Linked DNA regions of Mus musculus: region 1 is linked to region 2. The links are chromatin loops, found by intact Hi-C in ENCODE. Cell type or tissue: left cerebral cortex. All regions are shown on one strand.

Evidence for each region. A loop is a pair of places that touch in the nucleus more often than their neighbours do. Peaks named below come from ENCODE experiments on the same cell type or tissue, not always from the same donor. Only the 100,000 strongest peaks of a DNase experiment are listed, where the experiment ranks them.
Region 1: a loop joins it to region 2, with 2.4 times the contacts of the local background. A loop is called at or near these places in 4 of 42 quality-filtered maps.

Annotation. Positions count from the first base shown.
Region 1 is chr13:63,241,112-63,249,111 of GRCm38, forward strand. All of the region lies in intron 13 of Aopep (aminopeptidase O), which reads left to right. Among named protein-coding and RNA genes, the nearest start is that of Gm16907, 52 kb to the right of the region's middle. In left cerebral cortex, no CTCF peak of the experiment used is centred here; DNase peaks (open chromatin) are centred at 1,491, 2,788, 3,466, 3,643 and 6 more places; H3K4me3 peaks cover 5,121 bases; H3K27ac peaks cover 6,682 bases.
Region 2 is chr13:62,940,468-62,948,467 of GRCm38, forward strand. No RefSeq gene overlaps it. Among named protein-coding and RNA genes, the nearest start is that of Aopep, 20 kb to the right of the region's middle. In left cerebral cortex, a CTCF peak has its summit at 3,814 (motif pointing right); DNase peaks (open chromatin) are centred at 31, 436, 961, 1,205 and 1 more place; H3K27ac peaks cover 680 bases.

The sequences.
Region 1 (8,000 bases), 300 kb after region 2:
TGAGGGCACTCAGGGCCACTCAGAAGAGACCAGGCAAAAGAACTAGCTAGGCATATTGCTGGAGACATGCAAGGGGCTCAAATTATGTGAGAGTGCTCTCCCTCCCAGCCTTGTATAGAGCAAGCTGTGTGTGTGTCAACTAAGTTAACAGTGATAAGAAACCAACTCTTAAACTTACGGCTTTGGAGCCATACCTTAGATGCTATGGCAGGTTGTGATTGTTGTTCTCTCACAATTTAGGTGGCTTTAAAAGGTTTGTGACTAATGAATGAGATCATAAAATAGCTAAAGAATGAAAACATGGTATGCCTAGCACTTGAACAAATGTTTGTAGGTATAATTATTAAGCAAGAAATAAGATCATCCACACATGGAAATAGGAGGCATTATCGAGTACTTGGTAATTCCACTACCAAAATCTGAAGCAGTAACTGTCTCTAAGAATTGGGGAGGCAAAAACAATGGAGGCCTCCATCTTCCAGTACAGTGGAAGCTCTCCCCCAACCATCCCTTCATTGTGCCCAGATAGGCCCACTGGAAAAACCACCTCTGACTTTGTTCCTAGACAATGTGGGTAGTGGTTTTAAAGAACTTGAAGCTGAATTGGATGGCCTTCCCTTCTAGGAGTGCAAGGACATCTGGTGTGCCCAGAGATATGTGTTTGTGTGGTATCCCCACCTCTTTTCCCCCCCGGCTAGCCCAACAGGCACTTTCCCTGTCACACCTGGGAGAAGAGTCTGACAAGGAAGGCAGGCACTGTGCAGGACCAGGTGAGCAGTCAGATCTGTGACCCAAGGGCATTAGAGTGCAACCTGAAAGGCACAGGACCTAGGGGATTACTGAGGTGAGCGTTCATGCCAAGTCTGGTGCTAGGACTTGATCCTGTTGCTGGGGGGCCTTGAAGTAGGTCGCTCACTGTTGATTCTGATAAGTTGCCTGGCTTGTACCTTAATACCCAGCACTCAAGAGGCAAAGGCATGAGTTTAAGGCTAGTCTAGTCTGCATAGTTTCAGGACAGCCAGGGCTGTGTAAAGAGATCTGTCTCAAAATAAAATAAAAAGGAAAACAAAATTTGAGATGTCTGCTGGGCCACAAGCAAGTTAACACATGTACTTTCTGTGCCCCACTGTGCATGTGTCTGCGTTCACTGGTCTAGCAAGACTGAAATAAGAGTGTTCATGTCAGGCATGCATGTTCTAGACCTAGCTGTTGTCTGCCCCTTTGTCTTCTTTGTCCTTGCCCTCTCCCCTGATGACCAGATGTCCTCTCTCCATGTCCTCCATTCCTCAAATGTCCCCCACTTGAGGCTCTCAGAAGTCAACCCAGATCAGACCAAACTGGACTGGGCTAGGTGGATCTGGCCGAATGGTCTGTGGACTAGATCCGAGTGACTTCAGCTAAGTGGCCGGTACTAACTATGCTAGGACTGCAACGTTTTCCTTCCATGGGTGGAGGCGGCTCTTACTGCCTGGTAAAAACAGAACTGTTGGGATAACTTGAGAAAGGAAAACAGCCACGGCAGGCAGCAGGCCAGGATCCGAGCTGTGTGGAAAGAATGCCATTTTATGGGAAACATTTTGTTTTACCCTTAAAGAAATCATCTCAGGCACTAAATGATGGGCATAGTCTGATGGAGCTTGAAATATTAGCTGAGAGTTTGAGCCAGAAAAGCAGTGCAGTGAAGTCTGAGCTGTGAAGAAGCAAATGGAACAAGCTGAGTGACTTTGCCACCTCACCCTGTGAGTGACTGGAGTGCTTTCCTAACTGCCCTGGCCTCATGTCCTGTCTCTCTCTGGCCATTCCTGTTATCAGGAAGCCATCTTTAAGGACTTTATGTACCCATCTGAAGGACCATCATTCTTCATTCTCCCTTTTACATCTCCACAGGATGTCCCTTGACATCCCTTTCCATGTTGTCCTAGCTTCCTATCTCTGCCACGGCTGTAACCAGATTACCTCAAGCCCGTGTCCTCTCTCCTGCTCCTGAATTGTTTCCCACCCACTCTGATGTTCTTCCTTTCTCTGTTATTTCAAATGCTTGTTATTTAGTCTGAGTAAATTTGGCTACAAAAAAACGAGAATGTGCATAGCACACAGACTACAGTCCTGGGCTAGCTCTGTGGGGCTGGCTAGAGCTGTGATTCCAACAGTGAAAAGAGTGTGTGTGTATGTGTGTGTGTGTATGTGTGTATGTGTGTATGTGTGTGCGCGCGCGCACGCGTGTTAACTGTAATAGCTTTTGCTACATGATCTATTATTGACTTTGGAAGAACACATTAACTTTTAAACATAAATTGTGTATCACTATTATACAGTAAGAATTAATATTTTAAGGTATGTACATGAAAATAGAGTTTAGATAACTTCATTATTCTAAGAACTAAAATATATAACACAATAGCACCTTATGCAATGGTATATTTTAAAGACAATGCACTTGGAGTTTAAAGAAAACTCTCTATTGTAAGATTCAAAAGACTCCGACTTCTTGATTACTGCACATTTAATAACTTAGAGAAAACCCCCTTTGCCATTTCCATTTTAGCCTTTGTGTGCATGCTGAGATCAGAAGTATTCATAGGCTGGCTTTCCAGCCACTGGGGTGACTCACAAGCCATCCTCTGTGTCTGGTGTATCTGAAGCAAAGGTCCAGAGGGTGGTGAACCAGCCTTTGTGAGTCATAGTGTCACCGAGAGCCGACACTGTTGACTTCTGTCACAATTTGGAGCTTACAATTTTCTTAAACTCATAGTGATGTGTCCAGGTTAAATATAAAGACTGAACAGGGGAGTGAGGCACATGGCCCGAGCTGTTCATGGCCCATAGCGGCAAGTAGTCAGCTCTGTCTCTTCTCCTTCTGATAAAATGCTAAAGTTTGGAGCAATTTAATCTGTTTTTACAACACCTTTCTTATTACACACTTGACTTGGAGCCACAAAAGCAGTGGTGATCTCTGTTGGGGTGAGAATGCACCGTGACTTTTAAGTCTGTGAATTCAGGGAGGTCTACATTCTGTTTACGCCTTTGAGACGCAGTGTGCACTTGCTACACTTCTGCCGTGTGTGTGTGTGTGTGTGTGTGTGTGTGTGTGTGTGTGTGTGTGTGTGAGAGAGAGAGAGAGAGAGAGAGAGAGAGAGAGAGAGAGAAAGGGAGAGAGAGAAAGCGAGCGAGCGCGAGCGCACCCAGAATGTTAAAGGTAGGTGATTTAGGCTTGAAATAGTTTGTCACAGTGTTTGTCTTTTGTGACATAAGTCTTTTATATTCTGTTGTAATTCTGGAAACCAGTATTTAAGATTTTTGTTTTGTTTTAAAGTTACTTAACTCTTTACTGGACTCACAGCAGCCAGTGGCGGCTGATAGACTTCAATCACTTGTAGCCCTGGATGCACAAGCCAGTAGTAAAAGCAACCCTTGAGAGCTGGGAGCATGCAGCCAAGTGCCCACAGTTACTGGTAGCCACTCCCTGCACCCAGCAACCTGGTGGGTATGGGTGGCTGCCCTTATACCTGAGGCAAGGCTCCCCTGGAGTTTCCTAGGCATGGTGCCCTTGCCTCTTTTAAGAGTACTGTTGCTTTGTGAGAATCCATAACTAGTCCACACTTGCCGAGCTATGGTCTCATACAATAGCTTCATTGATTCTTGATTTCCATAGAAAAGCTTTATGGGTTCTAATGAATTACCAGCCGCCCTTCACCTCCTCAGAGAGTGTCTTTGTGTCCTGGGCCTTGCCTTTGGAAAAGGACTTATGTGAGTGATGGGTGCAGAGTAATTAATGAAAGTTGTTATGAAGCAACCAAGCCGGGGAGGGTTGTGTGTGTGTGTGTCTGTGTGTCTGTATGCAGTTTACTGTATTGCTTAGATGCTTAAGTAATCCTGTGTACCTGGGCCTTGTTTCTATACCTCTTCCTACCCTTGTATTTATAATAAATCTTTAACAAATACAATATTGAACATTCTATATCCAAATCTCATGTCAGATCAAATCATGCAAGATCTTGACATTTTTGCTCTCTTTAAGCTGGACCAAGAGAAAATTGCTATATTTTGTAGCCTCAGGAAGACAGTCTGGTTTGTGTAATGTTATACCATTAAATTTTCATCTGTTCCCTAGACTGATTCTTTTTAAGAGTCTACAACTTAAAACCAGAAGAGATTCTGACATCTCTGTGTGTTCTGAAATCCCTGCCAGCTTTAAACTGGTCTAACAGGAAAAATTAAGACCATGACCGGCTGCCCTCAGCACTTACTCCTAACAACAGTCACCCGCTCGTCCCCACGCACCTCCTCACAGCCTCTCTGAGTGGAACCATTAATGCACCCATAGCTGACACTTGCCGAGTGTCAAGCCCAGTTCTGAGTGATTTATGTGCAGCAGCTGACGTGAATGTCCCACTGAAGCCCGCCACAACCCACACAAAGACAGTGCAGACTGCATCGGACACTCTGTGTACGTTGGTGCAATATTAGCTAGTCAAGTAACTGCTACAAAAATAATGCTTTGGGCAGTATCCTAAAATTCTTAGTCCTCAACCACCAGCACAAAGCGCACATTTCTAAATTGAGACAATCTCAACCAGCATGTATTTTGAAAACACTTGAAAGTATGCTGATAATTACACTTGTGTTGATTTCAGTGTGTTTGATGCCAGCCACCACCAATTCTTTCCTGCATCGAAAGATGAAAGCTATTTTCATATAAAACATAAGAGTGGAAAAGGGAGGTGGGAGAAGAACATTCTTGTGGCTTTTTAGTTACTTTTATAGGCAGCGTTAATTTCATTCCTGTGACAGAATGCTTTCCTTGGCACTCACTCTCATCTTAGGCATTTTAATGAGCTGCTGTTTTGTGCCTGTGCTCATATGGCACTAATAAGATGTGTTATTTTTAGTAGCACCTACTGGTGTCACCTTGGGTTAGGACCTGTCATTGTTTCCATTAATTATGTGTTACAGCAGGCGGACACTTGAGTGTATTCAGCCTAGACGTCAGCCAATGTGTATCTGATATATATTCAACCTTGAGAGCCCCGCACTTGGAGAAGACCACATGTGGCCTCACAAGTATTTGTGGCATTGATTAGATGATGAAGCTCACAGTGGTATTTACGTTTGCAATCCTCCATGATGCTGCAATTAACCAAAAAAAAAAAAAAAAGCCAAAACAAAACCTTTTATCATTTTGTTTAAGCTTGCTATTTATTTTGTTCTTTACTGGTTTTCCATGAAGATTCCCTGGCTTTCCTGGAGACAGTCTCTTTAGTGTCTTCTAGAAGGAGGGCTTAGAGGTGGGAGAACCTGAGGCTGAGCCTGATGCTGGCCCCTGGGTTTGCTTTCCTCTGAGAACCCCTTTACCCCACAGGCCGCAGGCAGGCAGGTTTGTGAAAGTCCTACCTCAGTTTCACTTTCATATGAACTAGTGAGTTGGTCCTGTCTTTTGGGGGGGATTTGGGGAAACGTCTGATTTGGCTCTCCAGGGTATTTTTTATAAACACCCTCCTTTCTTTCGTATCGATTGTGTGATATGAGCAGGAAGGAAATTAGACACCGTTTCTGTTCCTTCACCCTTTATCATGTGACTTGAAATGTCCTTTTACTTCCAAGTAAATACGTCTGAACAGGGAACAAGCCGACTGTTTTTCCTGTAATTCACGTGCGGGCATTGTCAGCAGGAGCAGTGGTGTATACTGTCCTTCTAGGGAGTACATATGACCTCAGGACACTGGCACACTCCAGCCCTTCAAGGTCGCTCTCAGGTGTTAGCTCTTCCTTTCCATATTTGGAAGCTCGTTCTGTTGTCTGCTTCTCGGAAGGGTTATGGTGACAGTACTGAATCATGGCTGTGTGGTTGTAAGTTTGTCCTTAAATTTTACTTGTAGTTATTTATTTGGTCTCATTTCTTTTCTTCAGAGTGACCTGGTGTTTGGTTGGTTTTTGTTTTCCTTTCTGGGTGTCTGGATTTCTTTTTCTTTAAATTCCAAAAATTTTACTGTAAGAGTAGATTATTGTGGGTCACTTTCCACAGTTGCCTTGTGGCCTTGAGTTTAAGTTCTCTGGTTTGTAAGTTAAGAGCACACGTTTTTTGGCTTTTCTGTGAATAGACTTAAAACCGAATGACTTGATTTATGACGTGTTTTGAATCTGTTATTCTGATGTCCTTTCTAGACTCTGTGCTTAAGATGTTTGAAATGTAGAAACTGTTAAAGGCAGACCCGAACTGACAGAGATGTGGGCGGTTCCGGCTCTGTATGTGGGTGGGGGTGGGGGTGGGGGGAGGAGGGCTCTGGGCGCCACTCAGGGAAGGCAACTTAGGAGCAAGGTGCTTTCTGAAGCCTCTCGGCTGGAAAATTCCATCTCTGTTCTGTTTTACTCTCACCAAACCCTGGGTTTATATGTTCTCAGCTATATGCTCACAGAATAATACACAGAAAAACAATTACCTATTCGATGATGAGTAACATAGAAAACTCAAGTCAGCTAGTTTCCCCAGACACTGTCTTGAATTTGTTATACAACAAGCTCTCTGTCAAAAACTGCTGGGAAATGCCAAGGAAACATGAGCTGTAGTTTCTGGCTATGTGAAGGTATAACACAAGACACACCAACAATCAGTTGTAAAGCAATATGCAAGAAATAACCCGAACCGCACAGCAGAAGCAAAGGCTTCCGTTGTGTGATGCGTTCATCCGAGAACATCCTGCGCTCCTGTCGCATGCCTGGACCTTCTTTTGATGACACAACGCTTCGCACATCCGGGCTGGAAGTTATGGTGGGAAATGGAGTAACTGAGTTAACTGAATCCATTTTAATACTTTTGTCTGGTTTGTAGGCAGGGACAGGAATGGCTTTGATTGATTTGCATGTGAGCTGTGGTGGTGGTCTTCTTCCTTGAGAACATCGTTCTTATAGTATATCCCCTCAGGCTTTGCAAGTGAGACTGAAGCCTATGACCTACGTTCTGCCAACACTTAATAGGATGATCAAGAGATCCCAGGCCAGTGTGACCTCATCTCTGAATCATTATTCACCAAATTGTGTCTATTTAGACAACTTCATTACTAACTTCATTTCATATCCATGACATACAAAACCCTGAGCAAGGAGTAGAGATTATAAGAATTGGAGAAAAGCAGATTGGAAAACAAAGTTAACGAGGTCCCTATCTCAGGTGCAGGATGAGCGCAGTAGGTCAGCAGTAGCTGTGGGTCTCCTCCAGACTGACGGCAGGACACTGATGCGTTTAGTTCATTCAACTCCGGCTATTTTGTAGAACTGAGGAGACCGTGATTTCTGCGGTTGACGTTCAGATGGTCATCCTGGACAGATAAAGTGTGAAATTAGCATCTGTCTTCTGCTCACAACTCGGCCAGTGTAGGCCACACTGGGTGTGGGTGGTTCCCTGTCTCCTCCATCCAGCACACCCGCCTCTTCTTTTCACTGGTTGGGTTTCTGTTTTCTTCCCTTTAAACATTTGGCTTCAAGAAAAAGTAAGAAGTAAAGTGTTTCAGTATTGGGAATGGTGATTCATAGTTCGAGAGTTTTCCTAACTTTCATTCTCTTGTGAGTTTTTTGGATATTGTGTCCTGGCACTGGGAGAGCATCCGATGTTCCCAGCACCATAGTTAAAATGGGATCTCTTTTATTTTTTAATGTTTTGTTTGTTTGTTTTTAAGTGAGTGGCTCTTTGACGATACAAAGTGAATAGGCATGATGGGTCCTGTGCGTCTCAGTATCTCATGTATCCACAAATTGAAAGTGTTGACTTCTTAGCCTTTGCACTCTAAATAGACATATGGAAAAATACTGATTTTTAATGTATATAAAAGGAGGGAAGAAAACTGGATTAGCTTGTACCAAGAACCATGTAGACTCGGGGGAAAATGATCGAGGTAGGTGTGTGTGTGTGTGTGTGTGTGTGTGTGTGTGTGTGTGTGTGTGTGTGTGTGTGTGTTTGCTTTTGGTTTTCTTCTGTTTCTGCTCACAAGATAGTAGGACTCAAGGCT
Region 2 (8,000 bases):
AAGTAGTAATTTGGGGCTCAATTAATATGGAGGATGACCTGGCCCTGAGTTCAAGACCAGCCTAGACTATGTACAGTGACACTCCTGGCCAGCCTGGCTGTAGAATGTGAACACGCCTTTAAATGTTTTTAATGCAGAAAAGAAAATTCTCAACTATGCCTCAACCTTAATCTAACTTCAGTTTTGTTTTTGTTGTTTTTTTTTTAAAGTGTATCACTCACAGAAAAGGTAAAGCTGATGGTAGATGTTCTTTTTTGAAATGCTCAGATCATACTCAATAAATATATGTGCTCATGAATATGCAAATGATCTATATAAAGTCTACTGACTTGTAAGAAAAGTCTTGAATTGCTTCTTGGTGTTCTAGGAATCCAGCATTTCTCTCTGTGCAAATATCACACTCCTACTTGGGCACACCAAATGGAGACTTGGCTCCTCTAGAAGCATCTGTTTGCTAGGAAGAACAAAGCCTACTCGCTGAAAAATGGCCCTAACTGTATGGTTTTCCAAACGCCTCTTCCCTTAAAAGTGACTTGGGAAGAATGTAATGTAGATGATGCAGCCTCGTGGTACGGTGTGGGGCTGGACTGGTGCCATGTTACATGGCTGTGTTTTACAAACAAACAAACAAACAAACAAACAAAAAAACAAACCCAAAAGGCTCGCGGTGAGGGTCGGGCAGAACACAAAGAAAGGAAGAGCAGACGCTGCCTGGAAAGAGGATGTCAAGACAGGGGATGGTACCGGAGAGTGTAATTTAATGCCTTTTTAAAAATTTATGTGAGTCTCTTGTTTTTCTCCTTGTCATCTGTGTTCTGAAGATAGAGAGTAAATCAGTGGCTTAATGACATTTGCAGGAAAAAAAAAATGACTGTAACCCAGTGTACCTGAAAGCTTATAATTTTCCTGGCCGGCCGTCTTGAGGTTTATTCCTTTCATTGCATTAAAAATGGAGACTAATTAAGGCAACTGGGGCTAGAGTGGGCCAAATTGGATTTTTCTTATGGCTTTGCCTTCGTCTCACAGAGTGATGTCATTAAACACCCGGGCTATGAAATGTGAAGGACAGCCTGTTTCCACCGCAGTATAGATCACGAAAGAATGCAAAGGTAATAGACCACAGAGTGCCGTAAAGCTTTAAGGAGTTTAAAAAAAAAAAAAAAACCTCTGCGGAGGCCATGCAGAACATGGGGGCGTGGGGAGGGGTTCTTCACTTTGTAAACGGACCTCAAGAAGGGGAGGAGAAGGTGGGTGGGAGAAGATGCCTTGCCAGCACCATACACACAGGCATTCTGCAGACGGTTTGATCTGGGTGCCTTCTGAGTGGCCAGCCATCATTCCTAGCCGTCAATATAGAATATGGACGTCAATATAGGGCACTAGGGTTGTCAAACTGCACACCTACTTGGCCGACTTACCCGGTCCAGGCGGCTTTTGAATCACCAGTTTATATTTTATGACCATTTAATATACATTTATGACTAAGAAACCCCTAGTGTGCTTTCAAAGTAACGATGTATTCATTAAATATGCTTACTTCATCTGTTTCCATGGGCACTGGGATTTGAGGGGTTAAGAGATATAGTCCACTAACAAAATTTGACTAATTAATGATGGTTAATTTTTGTTTGTTTGTTTGTCTTTATTTATTTATTTTTTACTTATTCGCTTTACATCCTACTCACTGACCCCTCCTAGTCACCCCTCCCACAATTCTGCCCCCATCCTCCACTCCCTTGTCTTCTGAGCAGGGGAGGCCCCCCCCTGAACATCCCCCCACTCTGGCACTTCAATTCTCTATGAGGCTAGGCACTTCCTCTCCCACTGAGGCCAGACAAGGCAGCCCAGCTAGAAGAACATATCCCAGATACAGGCAACAGCTTTTGGGATAGCCCCTGCTCCAGTTCTTCAGGACCCATATGAGGACTAAGCTGCACAGCTGCTACATATGTGCAGGGAGGCCTAGGTCTTGCCCATGTATGTTCTTTGGTTGGTGGTTCAGACTCTGAGAGCCCCAAGGGTCCAGGTTAGTTGCTTCTGTTGGTCTTCCTGTGGAGTTCCTATCCCCTAGGAGCTATAGTCCTTTCTCCTATTCTTCCATAAGAGTTCCCAAGCTCCATCCAGTTTTGTTTGTTTGTTTGTTTTGTTTTGTTTTTTACTTTTGGGAACTCCTGACAATGAGTATCGGGGAGTCTCTGACTCTTTTGCCTGCTTTTGGGACCCCTTTCCTCCTACTGGGTTGCCTTGCCCAGCCTTACTGTGAAGGTTTGTTCCAGATCTTATTGTATCTCGTGCTCTATTCAGTGACATCCCTGGGAGGCATGCTCTTTCCTGGGGGTGGGGATGGGGGAGGGAGATGGATGGGGTGGATCTGGGGGAGAGGAGAAGTGGGGAGGGGACTGGGAGGGGTGGAGGGAGGGGAAGCTGGAGTTGGGATGTATTGTATGAGAGAAGAATAATTAATTAAAAAAATCGAGTATACATAATAAGGTCAATTACAACATTTTATACATGTATGTAATATATTTAAACAGTCTCTCTCTCTCTCTCTCTCTCTCTCTCTCTCTCTCTCTGTGTGTGTGTGATGTTTAAGGACAGTAACCTTGAAGGAGGGATAATACCCAGAAAAGAACAAGATTCTGTGAAGTAAAATGAGATTAGTTTGGCTAGAATAGATTGGCGTTGTACCAGTCTTGTATTGTCTTGGATGCTAAGCTAAAGGTTTTAAACTTTTTTTTTTAATTATTAAAAAAAACATTTATTGAGATATCATTGACACAGAAAGAAAGCTGTACAAATTTAATATATACATCTTAGTGAAACTGGGCATACTTACATACCACGACACTTAGCACTACAACCAAGTCTACAAACATCCATTAACTTGTTTTTATAGACAGTGGGGGATATGAAAGGCTCGAAGCAAGGGGCTTGTATTATCCAAGGCTATTTTGTCATCAGCAACAGGGAAGCCAACTCGCCCTGGCTTAAACAGTCAAGCGAGTCTCTTGGCTTACATAATGGAAATGTCTGCATAGGTGCTGGCCTCAAAGAAAGCTTGATCTGGCAGGCCCAAACAAGGATGCAGAAAGCTGGAAGTCCAAGGTCTTGGTTGCTGTCTGTCTTAACTGCATCCTCAGTTACCACATAGTTCCTCCTTCCTGTCTGCAGCAACTCCAGGCCCAACGTGTCCCCTTCGGAGGAAGAATGACTTGTGATATTGTTTTGTTTGGCTCGGGTTTTGCACTTGTGGAAGAAGGCAGAAGCATGCTTTCCTGACAAATGCCCTTTGTGTCTCCAGGGCTAACATTGGGTTATTGGTTAGGTTGACTGGAAATCCAGATTTTTATTGGCCACCATAGCCTACCTCTGGAGCAGGAGGTAGGACAAATTCTGCCCCCCAGCTCCCAACATCAACTTGCAGAATGAAAGAGATTTCCTGAGAGGATTTTAAAGTGCTGCCAGCAGAGAAGAACTCTTGGGTGGTCAAGGAACAAATATCCACTAGTGGAAATAAAACTCCAAAATAATTACAAAGGTAGGTTTATGTGAAAGTTAGGGCACTTTCCTCTGACCAAAGAAGAGCAAACTATCCAGTCAGCCACTTTCTCAGCTTCCTGTTAACGGTGCACAGGTTCCAGCTTTTCTGTTTCAGAATCATCAGTCATCTTGTCTATAAAACCCAGGGTCATTTTCTCAAACAGAAAGAGTTCTTGAACTTGACAACAAAGGAATTTTTCTCCTGGAGATGCTAGTGTTTTTACAGAAGTCCTATTTGCACGTCCCAAGCTCATTTTACACTGACCAGCCAGGAGAAGGCAGCAGGTGTTCAGAATTCATGAGGAAAACTCGAACAGTTTGGAGGTGGACTGTCTTTGTGTGTGTGTGTGTGTGTTTAACTATTAGCTTTCAGTTGCCACAAAAGCAGATTTTGACATGACTTAAAGGGGGAGAAAGCAGCTACATACGTCATTCTCTATAGAAGTACGTATTTCCCCCCCTGTGCGGCTCCAGTTGCTGCAGACCGGAACCCAGTGTTAACTACAAAACTATCTGGCATAAATGAGGAGCAGGTCCAAGCAGCCTTCCAGATGCTTGGCTTCCTTCGGAGGAGTCACAAACTGTCCTTGTCATTTACAGTTCAACACCGCAGATGCAACTGTGAGGGCTTAGTCTATGTTGATCCCTTTCTGGATGAGAGGGGGTACGATACCAGGTGTTCCCCACCGGGCTTCCAACACAGGAGGCTCAACTTGGTCCACGCGCCCGACCACTTGACCCTCTGCCCGTGTACCAGTGCCCTAGCAAATGAATGTAGTTCTGGGATTGTGTGAAACCGGATGGACTGGAAGAAATCCGCCAATGAGAAAGGCTTGATGGAGGGAATATACCAAGTTCCCCAAAAGGCAAACGGGGCTGGAGTCAGTCCGTTATAAAGTACATCTGCGCTTAATGTGACTCTCTAACCCTACAAGGGTCCTCTGTATACTCCGAAAGCTTGCAGTTCACGGTAACAGGCTGAACCCTAATGCCTCTTGTCTGGAAAGGAAAATACAAGTTCATACCAGAAACAGAAAGAAAGCAAAGCAGGTCACCCACTCCCAGCTTGAGTTTATCTGTGCACGGGCAGCAACTGCTCTGTGAGTGTGCTATGCTAAGTGCTCTCCTCTGAGATGGAGGAGTGTTATTGATACTAAGACCAAAGCCTCCGGCTTTCAGTGAAAGCAGCACCCTCCCTCATTACCCAAGTAAATGGCATCCCATTCTGAAATGCAGCAACTGGCGTGCATTATACCGAGATAACATTACAGTGTCTGAAAAGACCCGATACAGATGCAAAGTGACATGAAGTGAAAAATGGTGAGTCGTTTATAGTGAGATAAATGAGCTTTAGGTAAGAGGGGTCAAGGCTGGGAACCACAGGAAGCCAGGAGGACAGGGAGGGGGTCTCTGAAAGGCCGGGATTAAGGATGTGGGCTTGGACCTGATTTTCCTCTTCCTTTCCCATACCTCCCCCTTCTAAAGTATTTGTTTTGGTAGTTTGAGTTTTTCCGGAGTAGTTTCTAAAGTATTTGAAACACAAAATGAGTATGAACAATTCTAACTTGACTTTCTGAAAGCTCACAGAACCATTCATGTTGAGAACGTGGATTGCTTTTCCTAAAGAGTCTGAACATATCTTTGTATTTCAGTAGCACCATCTTTACGTTGGAGTGTGCGTGAGGGGGTGTGCAGCTGAGTGTTGATGTGCAGGTGTGTCCTTACAGGAGAACAAGTGTGTGTGAATGTGTGGGTGGAGGCAAGAGGCCAACCTTGGGTATCATTCCTAGGTGCCATCTCCTTTGTTTCCTGAGACAGGCTATCACACTGGGACCTGGACATTGTCAATTATGCTGGCCCTCAAGCCCTTATACTCCCTAGGTTGCCCCTTAAGCCCTAGGGCCCGCCTTTCTCTGCCTCCACAGATTTTTACATAGGTGCTGAGGATTGAACTCGGGTCCTCATGCTTTTTAAAGAAGTACTTTAATAACTCATTTGTTTATTATTTATTATTTATTTATTATTTATTATTTTACTCTATTTCTAGGCTGGACTCAAACTCATAGTCCTCTCATCTTCACCTCCTGAGAACTGGGATTATGGAACACCATGATGCCAAGTTTTATGTCTCTTTTTCATTACAGTCCCTGTGCACACAACAGCAAGCAAGGTTCTGCAGCTCCTGCTGGAATCAGTGTCTTCAGCTGACCACTCCCCCCACTCCGTTCTAAACAGCGTCTTACTTAGAGTTTTGCTATTGTGAACAGACACTATAACTCAGGCAACTCTTATAAAGACAACATTTAACAGGGGCTGGTTACTGGTTCTGAGGTTGAATCCATTATCCATATGGCTTGAAGCATGGCAGCACCCAGACAGGCACGCTTGTGGAGAAAAAGCCACGAGTTCTGCATCCTGACCCGAAGGCAGTCAGAAGACTGACTCCCATGTGGTTAGGAGGAGGGTCTCATTGCCCACCCCCACAGTGACACACTTCCTCCAACAAAGCCATACTTACTCCATCAAGGCCACACATCCTAATAGTGCCACTCCCTGGGCCAAGCATATTCAAATCACCCCAATCAGTAAAAATAAGATTTGGGTACTTACTTCTTCTGGTGGTTTGTATCATATTTCCAAGTTTATTTCTCAATTCTTTGATTTAACTTTAGAGTTTTTTAAAAAATAGGTGTATGTGTATTTGTGTGGGGCTCCATGAGTTTATGTATATCACACACATATGGGTGTCCACTGAGACTCTAAGAGAGCTCCACATCCCCTGGACTTAGAGTTATAAGTGGTTGCGAGCACGGGTGATGGGAACCAAACCCAGGCTACTGCTAGAACAGCAAGTACCCTTAACCACTGAATCACTGCTCGCCCAAACTTTGGACTATTTACCAACTCTGGTAAGAAAAGTGTTGGTGTCTATTTGGCTCTCTTCCAGCTCTTCCTTCAGCTCCCACTGTTTATCAGTTAGATGAGAATTATCCGGTCTTTGATTATCCTTCCAAATATAATATAGTTGAGAGCAGACCTCCATATCTCTGAGTTCTGCATTCATGGATCAATCAGCTATGAACTGAAAATTTTAGAAAAAAAATTGCATGCATGCTGAAATGGACAGTCATATTAATTTGCTGCTGTTCTCTGAGCAGTACAACTAGTATTTATATAGAACTTGAGCCATGTCAAGTATTATAAGTCATCTGGAGATGGTTTAAATTGTAAGGTGTGTGCAGAGGTTATGCACAAAATGCACCCCACTTTGTATATGAGACGGAACTCTATAGGCTTTAGTGTCCTCAGGAAGGTATTAGAGTTAACCCCCTCTTAAGACTAAGGACAATTATATTCTACTTAATTTGGTGGGAAGGGAGCTTAGAAATACTATCTCATTATACTATCCATATTGACTCTGAATTAGTAATTGTCCTGCATTAGCTTGGACATTCCATGACCTCACCAAAAAGCACTACCTGCCAGGTCAAATACATGAATCTACAGGGAACATTTTTCATTCAAACCCCAACAACCAACCTAATCAAAAGATGGGTTATGGCCCTGAGAGAAGAGTTCTAAAAATGACTAAAAATATCTTTCGAGGTGTTCAACATAACATCCTTAGCAACTCTAGAAATTCATATTAAAGCTATGTTGAGATTTCGTCTTCCCCAAGGCAGAATTGCTGAGAGCAAGAAACAGTTGATGGCAAATGCTGACTGGGGAGAGTGTGGAGAAAGGGGAACCCTCATACACTTTTTGTGGAATTACAAACGGATGCAGTCACCCTGGAAACCAGTGTGGAGAATTCAAAAGTTCTTTGGGTATATGCTAGCAGCATATATCTCAGCATATACCCCCAAAAACTCAATAGCCTAGGCCACAGATACTTGCTCAGCCATGTTCATATATGTATAACCACCCTACTGGGATAGTAACAATAGACATGTTAAAGTGGAGGGGAGAAAGCCAGGAAGCCTCAACTCTACACAAAGAACTGTAGGCAACTAAGTAATGCTGAGCATGAGAAAGACAGTCTTCCCCAAGGAAGAGCACACCAACTGGGTATCTAATACCAAATGGTCAGCCCTGAAAACATACATACAAGTAACACTATACAGATTGAGCAGGTTATATCTAGGAACAGATAGGTATAGACATATATGCAAACAATAACCATTAGTAAAAGAGAAAGAGGCCGTGGGTTTGAAAGAGTACATGGAGAAGTATAATGGAGGGCTTGCAGGGAGGAAAGGGAAGGGGTAAATGATGGAATTGTATGATAATCTCAAAAATAGAAAAAAAATGAAAAAAAAAACATATTGTATTATGGAAATAGGTACAACTATTATGTGGCAACTAAACAGGAAATAATGTATCTTTTACAAAATGTAGCAAGAGAAGAGTGTCCTAGTTACTCTCTCCTTATTGTGACAAAATACTGAGGAAAGTGACTC